Regions from separate parts of the Mus musculus genome. Here region 2 is linked to region 1. The links are chromatin loops, found by intact Hi-C in ENCODE. Cell type or tissue: heart. All regions are shown on one strand.

Region 1 (8,000 bases):
GAGGGTGAGGGCGGATGTAAAACTGGACCTGGAGATGGCACAACAGTTAAAAAGGTCCTGTCTGCTCTTGCAGAGGACCCGAGTTCAATCCCCAACAACAACACAGCAACTCACAACTTCCTGTAACTCCAGCTCCAGGGACTCTGACACCCTCTTCTTGCCTCTGTAGAGGCCCACAGTGGTACACAGACATACATCAGGCAAATACACACATAAAATAAAGAATGGTAAAAATGAACCAATGGAAATTATGACAATTGTTTTCTGACATTACTTATTGTAGGTTTCTTTTTTTTTTTAATAAAAGATACACATTAAACTGAACTTATAAGCTGTAAAACTCCTAGACAGAAAAAAGGCTATAACCTGTCTCGTGAATGAATCTCAATAGACACAACACTGAGAAAGGAACTACATAGTAAAGTACACCCCACATGCTCCATCACATTAAAATACAGAGGCAGGCAGCACGCCAAACTCCACGGAAGCCTTAGCAGACACCCACGAAGATGAGAGTAAGGACTGGCAGAAGAAATGGACTGCTCTGTTTTTAAATGTATTGTATTTGTGTGTGAAAGTGTACAATGTCGCAGGGGGTGTGCAGGTCAGAGAACCACCTGTGGAAGCTGGCTCTTATCACAAGTGGGTCCCATCAGGCCACCCAGTTCAGTGGCAAGCACCTCTATCCACTGAGCCACACTGGCCCTTTCTGTCTGTTCCATTAAATCACCAAGATGTACATATCCTCTAACATATGGCTTAAAAAGCGGAGTGCAAAACAAGGACAAAGAGCAAACTTAGGTAAATTCATAGGTGAAATCCTGCAGGAATTTAAAGGGTCACCACATCTGATGGATGAGCAGTTTAAAACTGTGAAATAACCTGTGTCTTCTCAGGGCCATGACTCCAACACACAAAATAAGCAGTCTCTATGCTAGTCTGAGAACAAGAAAGTCCTCATGGACCACCTGCCTGACTCTCGCCAGTTGGTGACGAGAGCCTACTGTACAATCCACAGAGACTAAGGCAGAACTGCAAGTTTGCTACTTGTATGGAAGACACATCTTTCTGAGCTAATAGATTAAAAAAAAAAGCCAGGACAGCTTCCCTTCCCAATGACCATACAGAACAGAAGTGGTCTTTGACAGAGATAAAACTCTGACTTTAGCAAAACACAGTGGCACACACCTGTAGTCTCAGTACTCTGAAAGGTGAGGCAGGAGGATTGCTGAGTTTGAGGCCAGCGTGGACTACATAGGGAAACACTGCCTTTAAAAAAATTCAATTATTAATAACCCTCCCCTTACCTCTTTTATACAACTTGTTAGCTACATTGAGGCTACTGGGCTACTGAAGTATGTCTAGCACAACCGTAAGTTTAACCTTTACTTAATGGCAAAGTCAGTGGCCACGATGCTACAGCAGTTCAAGATCCTGAAGTGGGTGCTACCTACCTATAGAGCTTATGTGTAGTGTACATTCTGGGTTCACTCAAGTGCAGGTTGCAATTTAGACAATGGTTTACTTCATAGCACTGAGTTAAAACAAAACAAAACAAAAAAACCATCAAAGCCCTGGGGTAGCTCATAAAACACCTTCAAAATTAATGTTCATGATATTTAAGCAAAGGCATGGTTAACCCAGACAGTCTGGGGTTAGCCCTAAATGCTCGTCCAGGTAACCTCCCCTCCTAAGAGATGGTGATGGGACCAGAGGCTAAACCCATGTGAATGACTGGAGGTTGGGCCAGGGTCTTGGAAGAGGGAGGCCAGGATGGATTCTTTCTAGAGTCCTGCCAGGGAAGTCGTCCTGACATTTCAGTGCCTGGGGCCTGGGAGTTTTACAACAGCCGGGGGACAGTGGCAGAGGTCACTGCCACTATTAACCTGTTTCCATCTACCAATACTGCTAAGTTTGAATATGAATTCCCAGTCATCCTCAAGGCTCAGATTTTAAACCCCATTTAGGGGTCATCATGAAGCAGCCATTGAGAGGCACAATGGAGTGCCTGACCAGGGGTCCTATGGAGCAGCACAGCCAGTCATAGAGCCAGAGGCAGCGAAGCTGCTTCCCACCCACAAACAGTGACTGTTGTGGGCTCCCGGAGGAACGTGGCTCCTGAGCCAGCAGCAGCCTGCCTGGGACCAGCCTGCCATCAGCCAGTACTGAGAGCTAGCTCTGTGAGCTGGTGGAATGAAGTGGAAGTTAAACCTCGAACAGGCCATGCAGGGAGCCTTTGCCACCACGTCCACATGAAGGTGCTGGCTCTCCTAAGTCACACTCCACAGGCTACAACCCTGACAGACACCTACGGTGCTTCTCCACTTTTTTAAGTTGTCATATAGCAGTTTCATTATGACATCTTTTTTTGTTGTTGTTTGTTTTTTGAGACAGGGTTTCTCTGTGTAGCCCCTGGCTGTCCTGGAACTCACTCTGTAGACCAGGCTGGCCTTGAACTCAGAAATCCGCCTGCCTCTGCCTCCCAAGTGCTGGGATTAAAGGCGTGCACCACCATGCCTGGCCCATTATGACATTTTATTACATTATCACTGTACCTTGTTCAACTCACCTCCAATACTACCCTCTCCTTCCCCTCCCTCTCCCCAGATGTCCCCCTTTCTGCATCGCTGTGCTTGTTTAGAGACCTCTGGGTCTATACCTCAGAGTGTGGTGGCTCAGTGACCAGGTCTTTGAGAACTCTCCACTGGTTCACAGAAGGCTGCAGCAGTCTGCATCCCCACTGCAATTGTGCATAAGGCTTCTCCATGCATTTGCTCTCCTTTCTCTTCAGGGTACCTAGTTTGCCTGGGGTAAGATGGAATTTCAGCACAGTTTTAACCAGCCTTGCTCTGGTGGTTGAAGAGGAATACCTTTCCAGATATTTACTGGTCATTTGTATTCTTTGTTTTTTTCTTTTTCTTCTTCTTCTTCTTTCACCACCATGCAAGGCCAAACTTTTTTTTTCTTTTTTTTTTATGACTCACTGACTTGTAAAATGAAAACATTCTAAGTCGGAGAGAACTTCAGGAGTGAAGTTCTGTTCACAACCTTAAGTTTGGGCACCTTCAGAGCATAGCTATCTGCCTTCATTTCCTAATTTAGTCCACCAAAACAACACAATTTCTGAGTGTTGTCCTGGTGTCCCAACTCTTGGCTGTGAAGATCACTTAACAAAGAACTTGTAGCACGGTGGAGATTTAAACATTGAGCTGAGCAGCCCTAATTAAAAAGGAAACTTTTCATTTCCTTGTGTAGTGCTATACAAAACTAAGAGTCTGGGGAGATGAAGAAAGCAAAACAAGGAAAGAGAAAGGGGAAGATTCCTCCATTTAATCCCAATGTAAAAATGACTTTATAGCACATCTCAATCCAAGAAGCAACAGAATGGATCAGTGACCGTTTACTGCTGTGATCCTAGTTCTCACGAGGCTGAGACAGGAAGACTGGGTGGTTAAGTCTGGACCACAGAGAAAGGCTCCTGTCTCAAAATACAAAGTAAGACAACTCTAGTAATTTTTTTATCATATGCTTCTATTACCAAAACTCTTGCTCCAATCCTAAAAGACTCTTACAGAACATAAGCCTTTAACGCCCTCAAAGACTTATATTATGGCCACGATTGATTTAAAAAGGGGGAATTTAGGCCGGGGTGGGAGTGGGGGGGGGTGTGGTTTGCATTCACCTTTAATCCCATCGTTCTGGAAGCAGAGGCCTGTGGATCTGTGTGAGTTAGAGGCCAGCTATCTACAAATCGAGTTTAAGAACTGCCAAAGGCAGCCGGGCGTGGTGGCGCACGCCTTTAATCCCAGCACTCGGGAGGCAGAGGTAGGCGGATTTCTGAGTTCGAAGCCAGCCAGGGCTACACAGAGAAACCCTGTCTCGAAAAACCAAAAAGAAAAGAAAAAAGAAAAAAGAAAAGAACGCCAAGGGCTATAGAGAGAAGTCCTGCCTCGAGAAACTAAAGAGGGAGAGTTTGATGCTTAACATGAAACACCCAGCAGATTTGTCAGTTCTCCCGTTATAAAATGCTACTCAAGATAGAAACAATCAAAATTTTCTATTCCACTTTTCACCTTCAAAATCAAATTGTAATTATGAAGTTTTTTTTAAATTAGAAAATAATGTTTTCCCATCTCCAAATCACTAATAAAATCATCATAGTTGCTGAGATTTACAGGACCCAAAACAACAAAATAGCCACTCTCGAAGGCTGCGGTTGTCAATCACCTCCTACGTCCTAAAAATCTCGCTTCTCAACTCGAGTGCGCGGAGGCCCTGCCAGCCTCAGGTGTCCGCGAAGGGTCTCAGCCCCGGGAACGAGCTGTTATCCACGGAACTACCCTGCAGACCCCAGGCCCCCACCACTACCTTTACAGACAAATACTCCTCAATGGAATGTCCAGACAGATCTTCCTCCTCCTACTCAGATACCCCTCCCCCTCCCATCGTGGGTTCCACCGCCACACTCCCAACAGCGTCCACTAGGTGGTCCCTGGACCCCTCCCAGCACCGTGATGCTTCCTCTAGCCCCCTCCCTGCACCACGACGCTTCCTCTAGCCCCCTCCCCACGTTGCGAGGTTCTCCTTAGTCCCCCTTCCTGCACCGGGATGCTTCCTCTAGCCCCTTCCCTGCACCGCGAGGCTTCGCCTTGCCCATTCCTCGGCCCCACCCCCTCACGGCAAGGCTTCCCCTCACGCCCTCCCCGCAAGGCCAGGCTCCCTCCCCACGACTACCAGGCTTCCCCTCTCCCTCTCCCACCTACACTCCCCGCTTCCCAGCCCGCAGAGCGGCGCAAGCCTTGGGCTCACCTTGCGCTTGCGAGCCTCGGCAGTTCCGCTCCACACGAAGCACTGGTAGATGGCCCGCAGGTTTTGCTTCCAGTTGTCCACCTTGAAGCTGCCCAGGTGCGAGCAGCCAGGCGGCGGTACCGCCAGCTCAGCGTCCATGGCCTCGACCTCAGGCTCCGGCCTGGCCACCATGGCGGGCAAGGCCCGGGCGCGCGGGGCAGGCGGCGACGGGGGCGAGGACGACGCCAGGGCGGCGAGAACAAAGCTGGGGGACAAAGACCGCGTTGAGAACTCAGGCAGGCTACAGCAGCACCCACCGCACGCGCAGCACCCTCTGACTTCGAGGAGGGCGGGGCGAGGCTGGGCGGGACAGGGCGGAGCTGTCCGCGGGAAAGGATAACGTCACCCAGGCCGGCGGCCTTAGTGCGCAGGCTCCGCTGCTCTAGACCCCGCCTATCAGCCCTCCTCTCGCCCGCTGGCTCCAGAGAAAAGCCGAAGGCCTCGGGTTGGGTCAACAGGGTCCCGCCCTCGCGTCACACCATTGGTGGTTTGCCGGTCTAAGACACGGTCTGCGCCTATTATAGGCTTTCGAACCGCCTCCGGAGACGCCAGCGATTTGACGTTTCGAGTCTCTCCTTGGAAGGCGGGGCGTGCTGAGGATTGGGTAAAACTGAGTGTCAGTCAGGCCACTGAACCGGTTTGCACCGGCCTGAGCTCTGCCGCAAAGAGGCGGGGCGACGGAGGGGTGGGGCAGGGTAGGGCCTGCGTCTGCGAGTTCTCTGAAAGGAGGGTTTCTAGGTTCTGTTTGTTGGTCCTTGGAGTTCCTAGTGTGGGCGTTTCTGCAGAGACTGCCATCTTGGCGACTGTGTTGGGTACCGCAATGCCACAGCTGGAGATTGGGCGTGGCAAGAATACAGATCTTCCCTTCCCTAGGATATTATTCAGCGTTATCCTATTGAACTAGAATGCCAACTGGTATACGAATTTTTTTAGTGGCTACATTTTGTACAATATTTTGCACCAAGAAAGATAAAATTAATTTTAACAAGCAGTCAAATAAAGACAGAATATCAAGTCAAATTTTTACATTGGCTTTGAAATATCGTGTTATACAGGTTTGGTATAGCAATTCAATTTGTACTAGCCACATTACACTCTATTATTAAGTAGGAACAGTATAGAGCTATGATGCATTTAGCTCTCCTATCTGAGGGTTACACAGATGTGCAGCAAACCAACTCAGAAGAGAAAATATTGATCTTCTGCCCTACAAATTGTATATACCGAGTAAATAGACACCTCTCTCCTGTTATACCTTAAACAGGATAACAGCTAGGTGTCAAACTCAGGCAGACAGGTACCCATGATGTGGAGCAGTGAAATAATTCTCCAAGACAGAAAAGGCAGAAGAAGTAGAGAGTTCATCGGTGTACTGCAGTAACAGCAGCTAGCAGACAAGACAGCCGAGAAAAATTGCCGACAGGCATTTTGATGTCATGGTTCCGAGGAGCAATTGCAGTTGTGGCTTGTCCAATGAGTACCAGCTTGGTCTTAGAGCAGTGATGGTCGTATTCAGGCTTAGATATGGCTTAGCATGCTATCTTAGTTGGCATTTGAGTATCACCCAGAGAGGAGTTACAGCATAGAGAAGGGGGTGGGTGGGGGTTGGTGTGTCTGTGTATATGAATATTTTGGGAGCTACTCAGGTTGAGGCAGGAGGATCATTTGAGCCCGGAGTTTGTGGTCAGCCAGAGCAAATAGTGAGACTCATAGTAAAAAGAGGAAGGGGTGGGGTGGGGAAGCTGGTAAGATGCATACAGACCATATAGGTTAGAGGCAAATATTACATCATTTTATAGTTAGGACTTGAGCATGAGGGTTTTGGCTTACTAAAGGACTTCTGTGTGTGAATGAGTCACTCAGGGCATATTGTGAGGGAACATACTCACTCACACACACACACAAAACCTTTCAAGTACAGTCATTGTCTTGGGAAGCCCTTGGCTTACATGTGATGCTGTTCAGGTATTCTTATCCCACTGCTGGCTATTTTACTGCAATCCAACACAGGTGGGACAAAACAAAACAGCAACTGCTGCCAAGACTTCCATGATCCGGAAGTTGTGGAGTTTAATGGACGGAAAACTAGAACAAAGACTCCGTGTTGAGCAGTGCATGCCTTTGATCCTAGAACTCAGGAGACAGAGGCAGGTGGACCTCTGAGTTGAGGCCAGCCTTGGTCTACAGAGCAAGTTCTAGGAGAGTGAGAGCTACATAGAGAAACCCTGTCTGGTGGGATGAGGGGGACCTGGGTCTAGGACAAATTAGCAGACATCCAGAGCCCCTTCCTAAAGTGCTTTCCACCACACCCCAAATCTCATACTCCCTCACCTGCCAGGCTTCACCAGAAACTCCCTGTACAGTGAAAGTGTTCCATTGTCACCCTGTTGACAATGGCAGTCACTTTCCCACCCCACCCCCACTACCTGATTCACTTGAAAGAATGTATCACTATATCTGTCAGGGGACAGTTACTTGTTTAGTTTACCTTTTTTTGTTTGTTAGGTATGTGTGTGTGTGTGTGTGTTTGGGGGTGGGTACAGCTTAGACAGGGTCTCATCTTGCCCAGATTGACCTCAAACTCACTCTGTAGCTAAGGATGACCCAACTTCTGTATCCACCTGCTGAGTGCTGAGATTATAGGTACACATAACTATGCCCAGTGTGTGAGGGCCTAGGGACCAAACCCAGGGTTTCATGAGTGCCAGGCAAGTACCCTTAACACTGGTGCCACATTCCCAGCCCCTAGGTTTTTTTACTCCCAATGAAGAGTTGATGAGGATGTAATTTGTGTGTTTTATTTCCTACTCTTTAATGTCTACAAGAATAAAATCAAAATTATCTGCCGATTTATAACTTGGTGATTAGTTAGGGTTACTATTGCTATGATGAAACACCATGGCCAAAAGCAGCTGGGAAGGAGAGGGTTTACTTCACTCACAGTTCCATGTGAGAGTCCATCATAAAAAGCAGAGAGGGCAGGAACTGGAACAGGACAGGAACCTAGAGGCAGGAGCTGATGCAGAGGCCATGGAAGGGTGCTGCTTACTGGCTTGTTCCCAAGGCTTGCTCAGCTGCTTTCTCATAAAACCCAGAACCTCTAGCCCAGGGTGACCCCACACACAATGGGCTAGACCCTCCCCCCATCAATC
Region 2 (8,000 bases), 310 kb after region 1:
AGGGCTACATAGTGAAACCCTGTCTTTAAAAAAAAAAAAAAAAAAAAAAGTGTGCCACTACCACCTGACATCAGTAGAACATTCATTCTCTCTCTCTCTACCTGGCATCAGTAGAACATTCTCTCTCTCTCTCTCTCTCTCTCTCTCTCTCTCTCTCTCCCTCTCTCATTGATTCTTTGTGAACTTCACACCATGCACCCCAATCCCACTAATTTCCCTGTCCCTTTGCACCTGCCCTCTACCCTTGCAACCTCCCCACCAAAAGAAAATTAAAAACTAAAATAAGAATAAGAAACAAGAAACAAGAAAGTATTTCACCATGGCAGCTGCGGTGTGTTACAGTGCATCCCCACAGTATAGCCTTTTGTCCATACATCTTTACTTGAAGTGTTTATTGCAATGAACTTTGCAATGATCTGGTTTGACACCTCTGGCTTCTACTATACTATTAATACTGGATCATCACCGGAACTATGTTGTTGTCCTGGAGCTTTGGATCTGCAGGACCAGCCCCTTCACGAACCATCAAAGTTCTTAGATGGGGTAGATATTGAGGTGGCCAACCCAAAGCCCTGGATCTGGGCCTGGGTAGCTGGTTGATGAGCCTGGCAGCTCTCCCATATTCATGCCATCAGGGCCAGCTCTCCAGCACTGCCCTGACTAGCTTACCCAATGCCAACACTGGCAAGAGGCAGGGCCAGCTTTCTAACTTTCTGGACTTGGCGGGGAGGGGGGGTGCTCTCCCATGCTCCCCCATCCCCAAGGGCTAGCTCTACTTTGCTGTCCTACTGTGGCCCAAGGCCCACTTCCCCAAGTGCTGCAGCAAGTGAGGGATGGGGCCAGATCTGCACAGCCTCTACCCCCCCACATCCCCCACACACACACACACACACATCCACACTGCTCCGGGCAGCAGCCCAGACCAGGCACACCCGCATGGCCCTCAGCAGCAGCATGAGCCACAGGCACCGACACAGACCCCTGCCACTGCACGATCACAAACCCAGACAGGACCCACAAGAGCAGCACAGGCTGCGACCTCACCATGGCCCCAGACAGCAGAGCAAGCCACTCTTATCTACCCTTGCATCTCCAGCTCCACTCCTCCCCCCACTGTGCTCAAAACTTTCCATCTCTTCCTCCCCCTCCCCTTTTCACCACACGCCTGAACATCCTGGTGGTTCCTACAGCAGGAAGGCCACAGGGCTTCTGGGTGTCTTCTACCTGCCTGCCCCACATGGCTGCAGGCAGGCCTTATTTTCTTATTCTTATGTGTAGGAGTATTTTGCCTACGTGTGTGCCTGTGTACCGTGTGTGTCTGTGTACCATGTGTGCCAGTTGCCCACAGAGGCCAGAGAGAGCATCAGACCCCCTAGGACTGGAATTGGAGATAGTTGGGAGCTGCCATGTGAGTGCTGGGAATTGAACCTGGGTCCTCTGCAAGAGCAGTCAACGCTGCTAACCGCTGAGCACTCTCTCCAGCCTCATTTCTTGTTTGTTTGTATAAAAGTAATATTTATAATCTGAAAGTTTCATATATTCATACAATATATATTGAGTATGCCCACCCATTACTACCTCACTGATATCATCCCTAAGTGTGCCTGCCTGTCTCCCAACTTTCTGTCATCTTCACACACACATACACACACACACACACACACACACACACACACACACACACACACACACAAAACCTGTTAGTGGGCTGGGTGATTCTTTCAACATCTTCAGAGGAGTACTGACTGCTTGTATTTGCTACCACATTTCTCTTCAGAAGGAGTTGCCCTAATTCATAGATCTAACTCTTAGCATTTATTTGGAAGGACACCTGCCGGCAGAGTACCTCCCTGGACAGCACAGGCGCACATTACCACCAAAAGAAATCTATAATGCTTTAATGAAATATTATAGCTCTGCTCATTCATTTTGTAGTTTTCACTCCTACAGTTGTTAGTTATGTCCTCAAAAGTTTCTGTTATTGAACTTTAGGTGTGTTTTATTTGTTGCGATAACCCCCCCCCCCACACACACACACACACACACCCTTAGTTTCCTTTCTGTAACTTTTGTTGTTGTTGTTGTTATTTGAGACAGGGTTTCTCTGTGTAGTCCTGGCTGTCCTGGAACTCACTCTGTAGACCAGGCTGGATTGGACCTCAGAAATCTGCCTGCCTCTGCCTCCCAAGTGCTGTGATTAAAGGCGTGTGCCAGCCTTTCTGTAGCTTTATGCTAGTATTTGTTGAAGGAAATATTAGAATTAGAGACAACTTGTGTTATAAGAACAATCCACACGCTTCAACTAGATGAACGTTTCTTTCTCTTCTACAGAAGGTTTAGGGTAGGATGGTGCAGGCCCGGCCTGAGACCCACTCCACACAGCAGGAAGGGACCATGCGTCTATCTGTCTCACCTCAGCCATTCCCCACATAAGGCCTCATCCCCATGTTCCAGGCAGCAGCTAGGTCTCCCTCCCTCAGCTTCAGAAGCAGAAGGAAAAACCAAGATCCATCCATCTTCCATTTGCATCTTATTGGCCAAAATTCAGACCTGTGACCTCACCCAGCCACATGAGAGACTGGACAATGAGCCAGCTAAAAATCTGGACTAACGCAAGAGTGATTATCGTGAGGAGGCCAACTCTGCCTTCCACAGACAAGGGTGAAAACTGTGTTGACTACAACCCACTCGAAGGAGAACCATCGGATGTTTATGACGATGATGAGCGAATCTGGCTAACTAATGACTACAGTCCACCAGATAGCATTTGTGGGAGGCCCCTGGTTCAGCTTCAGCTCCTGCACTGACTCTGACTCCAACTAACTTCAGGCGGCTCTGAAACCAATTACGGAACTAAGCTGTAACCAATTAAGCGGTCTCTGCACACGCTCGTTCCCTCTCAGTGCTGTCAGATCCTATTATTACTGGGAGTTGTCTGAATTCGCCTTGGACCGCCCAATTTGCAAATCACTTTTGTTTTGTGTTGCTTTGTTTATAATTGCTCAAATTCACATTGAATTTAATTAGGTTAAGATTTCTCCTTTGGGCCGGGTGTGGTGGAACACATCTTTAACCCCAGCACTTGGGAGGCAGAGGCAGGCGGATTTCTAAGTTCGAGGCCAGCCTGGTCTACAGAGTGAGTTCCAGGTCAGCTTGGACAAGTTGGTGTGGGCACTGTCAAGGAGGCCCAATGGGGTTCTTCGTGGGTCTTTTCTCCTTTTCCAGGGATGGAGAGAAAGGATCTAAGCCATCTCTTTGCTCTGGATCTCTCACATGCTCACCTGTTACATTTGTGTCCCTTCAAGGCATTTTTGGTTCTTTGTCCAAAACACGTAGGCCACTCCAGGGGCTGATTCTGCATCCCCAGCAGCAAACATATTGTGTAACACATAGTAGGTGCTCAAAAAAAAAAAACAAAAATCTGTCTTTGGTGAATCCATACGCTTTATGATGGGTGCTGAGTGTGCAGAACTGGGAGGCAATGAGCACTACCCACTAGCACTCAGAGACAAAAGGAAAGGCCGGTGGGCGCCACGAGGAACAGCCCAGGCAAAGGCCCAGGGGCCTGCTGGCCAGGAGTCTGGGTAGCCAGACAAAGTGTAGGGAGTCACGAGGAGCACGGGCTTGAAGGGAGGTCGAGCCAGACTGGTAATTCCTTTCAAGTCCCAGTCGGAAATGTTGGCCTCAGCCGTGAAGGAATGGAGAGCCACCGGAGGCTTAAACAGGGGAACACAGATCAGGCACCTGGGACACTCTTGCAGCCGACAGAGAATGGGAGGAGGAGGAGAGAGCAAAATCAGAAGAGACTGGGTGGCCAGGGTGGCGGGAGGCACACCGAAACCAGGCTTAAGGTGGACAAGGAAAGCAGCATTGGGCTCAGCCAGGATGGAGGAGAGAGGGCTCGAGAGGCTCAGCCGGGCGGGCGGGCGGCGGTGAGAGCAGATGGGCTTAGAAGGGAGGAGGGGCCGAGCGAGGAGAAACAAAAGCACCCCAGATGGTCCAGGGAACTGTAGGAGGGGAAAGAGTGGGGGGTACAGACACCCAGCAGGGGAGGGGGCTGGGAAGGAGTTGGAGAGGGCCCTGGCTCCAGTCGAGGCAGACAGAGCTGCTGGCCGCCTGTATCTTTCTGCTCATGGCTCAGAAATGTCCCAAGCTTGCCAGGAGACTTCGGGCCCCTGCTGGCCCTGTCTCCTCCCAGGCCAGGCAGCTCCCTCATAGGGAGCTTTGGGACCGTCTCCCCTAGCCTTCCCATTGCCAAGTGAAGACCCCTGTCTCAGTCCCAGGGACACCTCTTGAGCAGACTAGTTAGGAAAGCAGACATCTGCAGAGGGCCTGTCAGGAAACAGAGGGGTGAGCAGAGGCCAGCGGGGGTTGCCAAAGGACCCACAAGTCCAGCAGGGCAGGAGGCAGAGTGGGGTCCAGGGTACAGTTGCGGCTGGTAAGGAGTTAATGTCTGGTTCACAGTGCTTCTCTGACAGGCCTAATGAGACCCAGGTGGTCCTCTGGCCCCTGACAGTGTAAGCTGATGCCGGGGGCCGGTTGTTGGGGTGGGGGTGGGGGGCATTCTGCAGTTCCAGGGGCGGAGCTGGGTCTGTGGGCTCAGACCCAACACATAACTGTGGGCGGCTGCAGTCTGGGGCCCCAGACAGCCAGCCTCTCTCAACTGAGCTGACACCATGAAGGTACTGGCCTGGAGGATCAAGACCATTTGTGGAGACAAGCCACTTGCCAGATAGGGAACAGCGAAGCTCAGTGGAGTTCTCTTGAAACTTAAGTTCTGGGGATATTGGGCCTTCCTCTGAAAGTTGAGAGGGGGTAAAAAAGACAGAGGGCAGAGTTCAGGCAGGGAGAGCCCTGGGAGGTGGGAGGCGTCTGGCCCATGTTGGGGGCTACACTCACCCCATTTCCCATCCCCAGGCCCTCCCAGCCCTGCCACTGATGCTGATGCTGCTCTCCATGCCTCCCCCCTGCGCCCCGCAAGCCTCTGGGATCCGGGGAGATGGTAAGCAGCCCCCATTCACAGACACGGCCTGGTCAGCAGGCTGGATGAGGCCATTCTAAGTGAGGCTCTGCAGGACTGCTTCCTCCTCTACAAAGTGGCAGGTATCCCCCTAGAGAAATCTCCAGATTTCTCCTGATAGAGTCCCTTAGGCCTGGAGCAAAACTGGGATATGGAGGGGGGTGTCCTTATGCCTTAGTCTTTCTCCTCACGGTCCCCACACTGCCACTCGCAGCTCTGGAGAAGTCCTGTCTTCAGCAACCCCTGGACTGTGATGATATCTACGCCCAGGGCTATCAGGAAGACGGCGTGTATCTCATCTACCCCTATGGCCCCAGTGTGCCGGTGCCCGTCTTCTGCGACATGACAACTGAGGGCGGCAAGTGGACGGTGAGTAGGCAAAGGGGCCTCAGGCCAGATGGGGTTCAGGCAGCTGCGCGATCCCGGCTGTCATCTCTGTGAAGTGGATTTTTCATCTTCATGGGGACTGGATCCAGGGCTGCTAGCACTTACTTGCCTGAGGAAGCTAATGCATGCTGTCCTCACAGCGGTAGGTTGGTGCCTTGTCTAAATGAGGAACTGCGAGCCCAGGTAAGTAGCATTAATAGCCTTGGCGGGCACAGTAATGAACTCACAGCCAAGTATTCTAGATCCTCCTGATGGGTTTTGGGTTTTTTTGTTGTTGTTGTTGTTTTCTAGACAGGGTTTCTCCTGGAACTCACTTTATAGACCAGGCTGGCCTTGAATTCAGAAATCTGCCTGCCTCTGCCTCCCGATTGCTGGGATTAAAGGCGTGGGCCACCACGCCCGGCCCTCCTGCTGGTTTTATCATGCAGTGCTGGGATGGAACCCAGGGCCTCTAAGCTAAGTGGGTGCTTTGCCACTAAGCTATGTCTACAGGTCCCAGCTCCCTCTTAATCTTTTCCCCTTCCTGTCTCTCAGCAGACAAGGGGCCTGGTAGATACCCCCTTCTCAGCAGCAGATGTTCAATGAGAGGCCTGGAGCCAGAGAGTGTGTTCTGTTTTAGCAGTTCCCTAACAAAATGGCTAAGAGTCACCCTAGGGTACTGGACCTCCATCATCCAGCCCCTTGTCCACTTGTTTCCAGGTTTTCCAGAAAAGATTCAACGGCTCAGTGAGTTTCTTCCGGGGCTGGAGCGACTACAAGCTGGGCTTTGGCCGTGCTGACGGGGAGTACTGGCTGGGTAAGGTGGGGCCATGGGGTGGGGGCTGCCCCTCAGCCAAGTCTCTGCTGACCGGCTGCCACCCGTCCCTAGGGCTGCAGAACCTGCACCTCCTGACACTGAAGCAGAAGTATGAGCTGCGCGTGGACTTGGAAGACTTTGAGAACAACACAGCCTATGCCAAGTACATTGACTTCTCCATCTCCCCCAACGCCATCAGTGCTGAGGAGGATGGCTATACCCTCTACGTGGCTGGCTTCGAGGATGGCGGGGCAGGTACCCCTCTCAGCTTCTTCAGGGGCAGTGGCGGGGGGGGGGGGGGTAGGGGGAGTCAGTAAGGGGTAGGATCAGTAGGGGGTGGGGCGGGTACCTCTCTCAACTTCTTCAGGGGCAGTGGTGGGGGAGGGGGTGGGGTCAGTAGGGAGTGGGGTCAGTAGGGATTGGGGTCAGTAACGTAGGATTGGCCCTGCTCCATTGGTTCCTAAGGCCCCTCCCTCAACCCTTCTGGGTGTAGAAGAGTCATAGCTCTCCACAGACCAACTTCAGCTACAGGAACCTCAGCCCCAGGGAACAGCCACCCTGGCCCTGCTCCAAGTGGCCCTGCTCCAGGCAGCTCTGCAGAAGAACAGCTGTTCTCTTTGTGGCTCAGGGAGGGTGCCCCCCATCCGATAGGATGCCACATCATGTCATCCCAAGAGTCATTCATCAAGTGCTGTCATCCTCTCAGCTCCTGGCCTCAGTTTTTCTAGTCTTCCTCCCTCTTGCCAGGTGACTCACTGTCCTACCACAGTGGCCAGAAGTTCTCCACCTTTGATCGGGACCAGGACCTCTTCGTGCAGAACTGTGCAGCCCTCTCCTCAGGAGCCTTCTGGTTCCGAAGCTGCCATTTCGCCAATCTCAACGGTTTCTACCTGGGTGGTTCCCATCTCTCCTATGCCAATGGCATCAATTGGGCCCAATGGAAAGGCTTCTATTACTCCCTCAAGCGCACGGAGATGAAAATTCGTCGGGCCTGAGGGGCTGGCCCAAGCAGGCCCCATCTTTCCCCTGAAGTCCCAAGGGTCCATGTTCTCCCTCCACGCTTTACCCACAATTCCTGAGCACCAGCCATGCCCTGGCAAATCCCTGTCCCACATACAGCCACGCCCTGATGCATTCCACCTGAGGCTAGGCTGTCAGCAGCCCTCCAGGCCTTTCTGTGGCTGAGCCATCCTAGCCTGGATCTGGCTGAAATCCATTAAAAACTCCAAGTTGCTTCTACCCCTTCACGACAGCTGAAAGCCAGAAGCTACCTTCTAGCTGCCAGCTTTTGCACCCCACCTCAGCAGTTTCCTTACTGCAGAGCCTTCTGTTTGGGGCTACCCTCGACAGAGTCATGCAGCACCTGTGGCATTGCCAATCAGCTCTTGCACACTGCCACACCCCAGCACTCACATAGCTCTCCTCAGAATACTTCCTACCTTGGCCTCATCACTTTACTCCCTACGTGAGCATCATGGAGCCCAATCCCATCTGCCTTCACTCATCCCTCAAAATTCACCACCAAAACAATACTCACCACGGCTACTGCTCAACTCTGAAGTCGTCATGGCAAAGATAGGCTTGTTGACTTGGTCCCCTACTTGCCCTAGCGATCGTCATGAGAGGCAGCAGGGATCAATATGTGGGGCTGGAAGTGGGTGGGTAGCAGAGGTCTCAATAAACTTCAGGATCTGATGGACTGGCTTTGTGGACAGACATTTACTTGGCTCCAAATATGAGCACCTGGCTCTTCCTCACTGTACCATTGTTGGTGTGTTTACCCCAACCCCAAAAATG

Evidence for each region. Hi-C counts contacts between places; a loop is a spot of excess contacts. Peaks named below come from ENCODE experiments on the same cell type or tissue, not always from the same donor. Only the 100,000 strongest peaks of a DNase experiment are listed, where the experiment ranks them.
Region 2: a loop joins it to region 1, with 2.4 times the contacts of the local background. A loop is called at or near these places in 3 of 42 quality-filtered maps.

What each region holds. Positions count from the first base shown.
Region 1 is chr11:61,169,906-61,177,905 of GRCm38, forward strand. It overlaps Usp22 (ubiquitin specific peptidase 22), which reads right to left and starts at 5,154. Exons shown (of 13, transcript NM_001004143.4): 1 at 4,810-5,154. The coding sequence starts at 4,980. In heart, a CTCF peak has its summit at 4,486; a DNase peak (open chromatin) is centred at 5,305; H3K4me3 peaks cover 3,619 bases; H3K27ac peaks cover 2,163 bases.
Region 2 is chr11:61,480,804-61,488,803 of GRCm38, forward strand. Mfap4 (microfibrillar-associated protein 4) reads left to right here and starts at 4,628. Exons shown (of 6, transcript NM_029568.3): 1 at 4,628-4,682; 2 at 4,918-5,002; 3 at 5,235-5,389; 4 at 6,107-6,203; 5 at 6,276-6,458; 6 at 6,951-7,902. The coding sequence starts at 4,677. The coding sequence ends at 7,198. In heart, no CTCF peak of the experiment used is centred here; DNase peaks (open chromatin) are centred at 4,158, 4,528, 6,258 and 6,778; H3K4me3 peaks cover 2,383 bases; H3K27ac peaks cover 4,044 bases.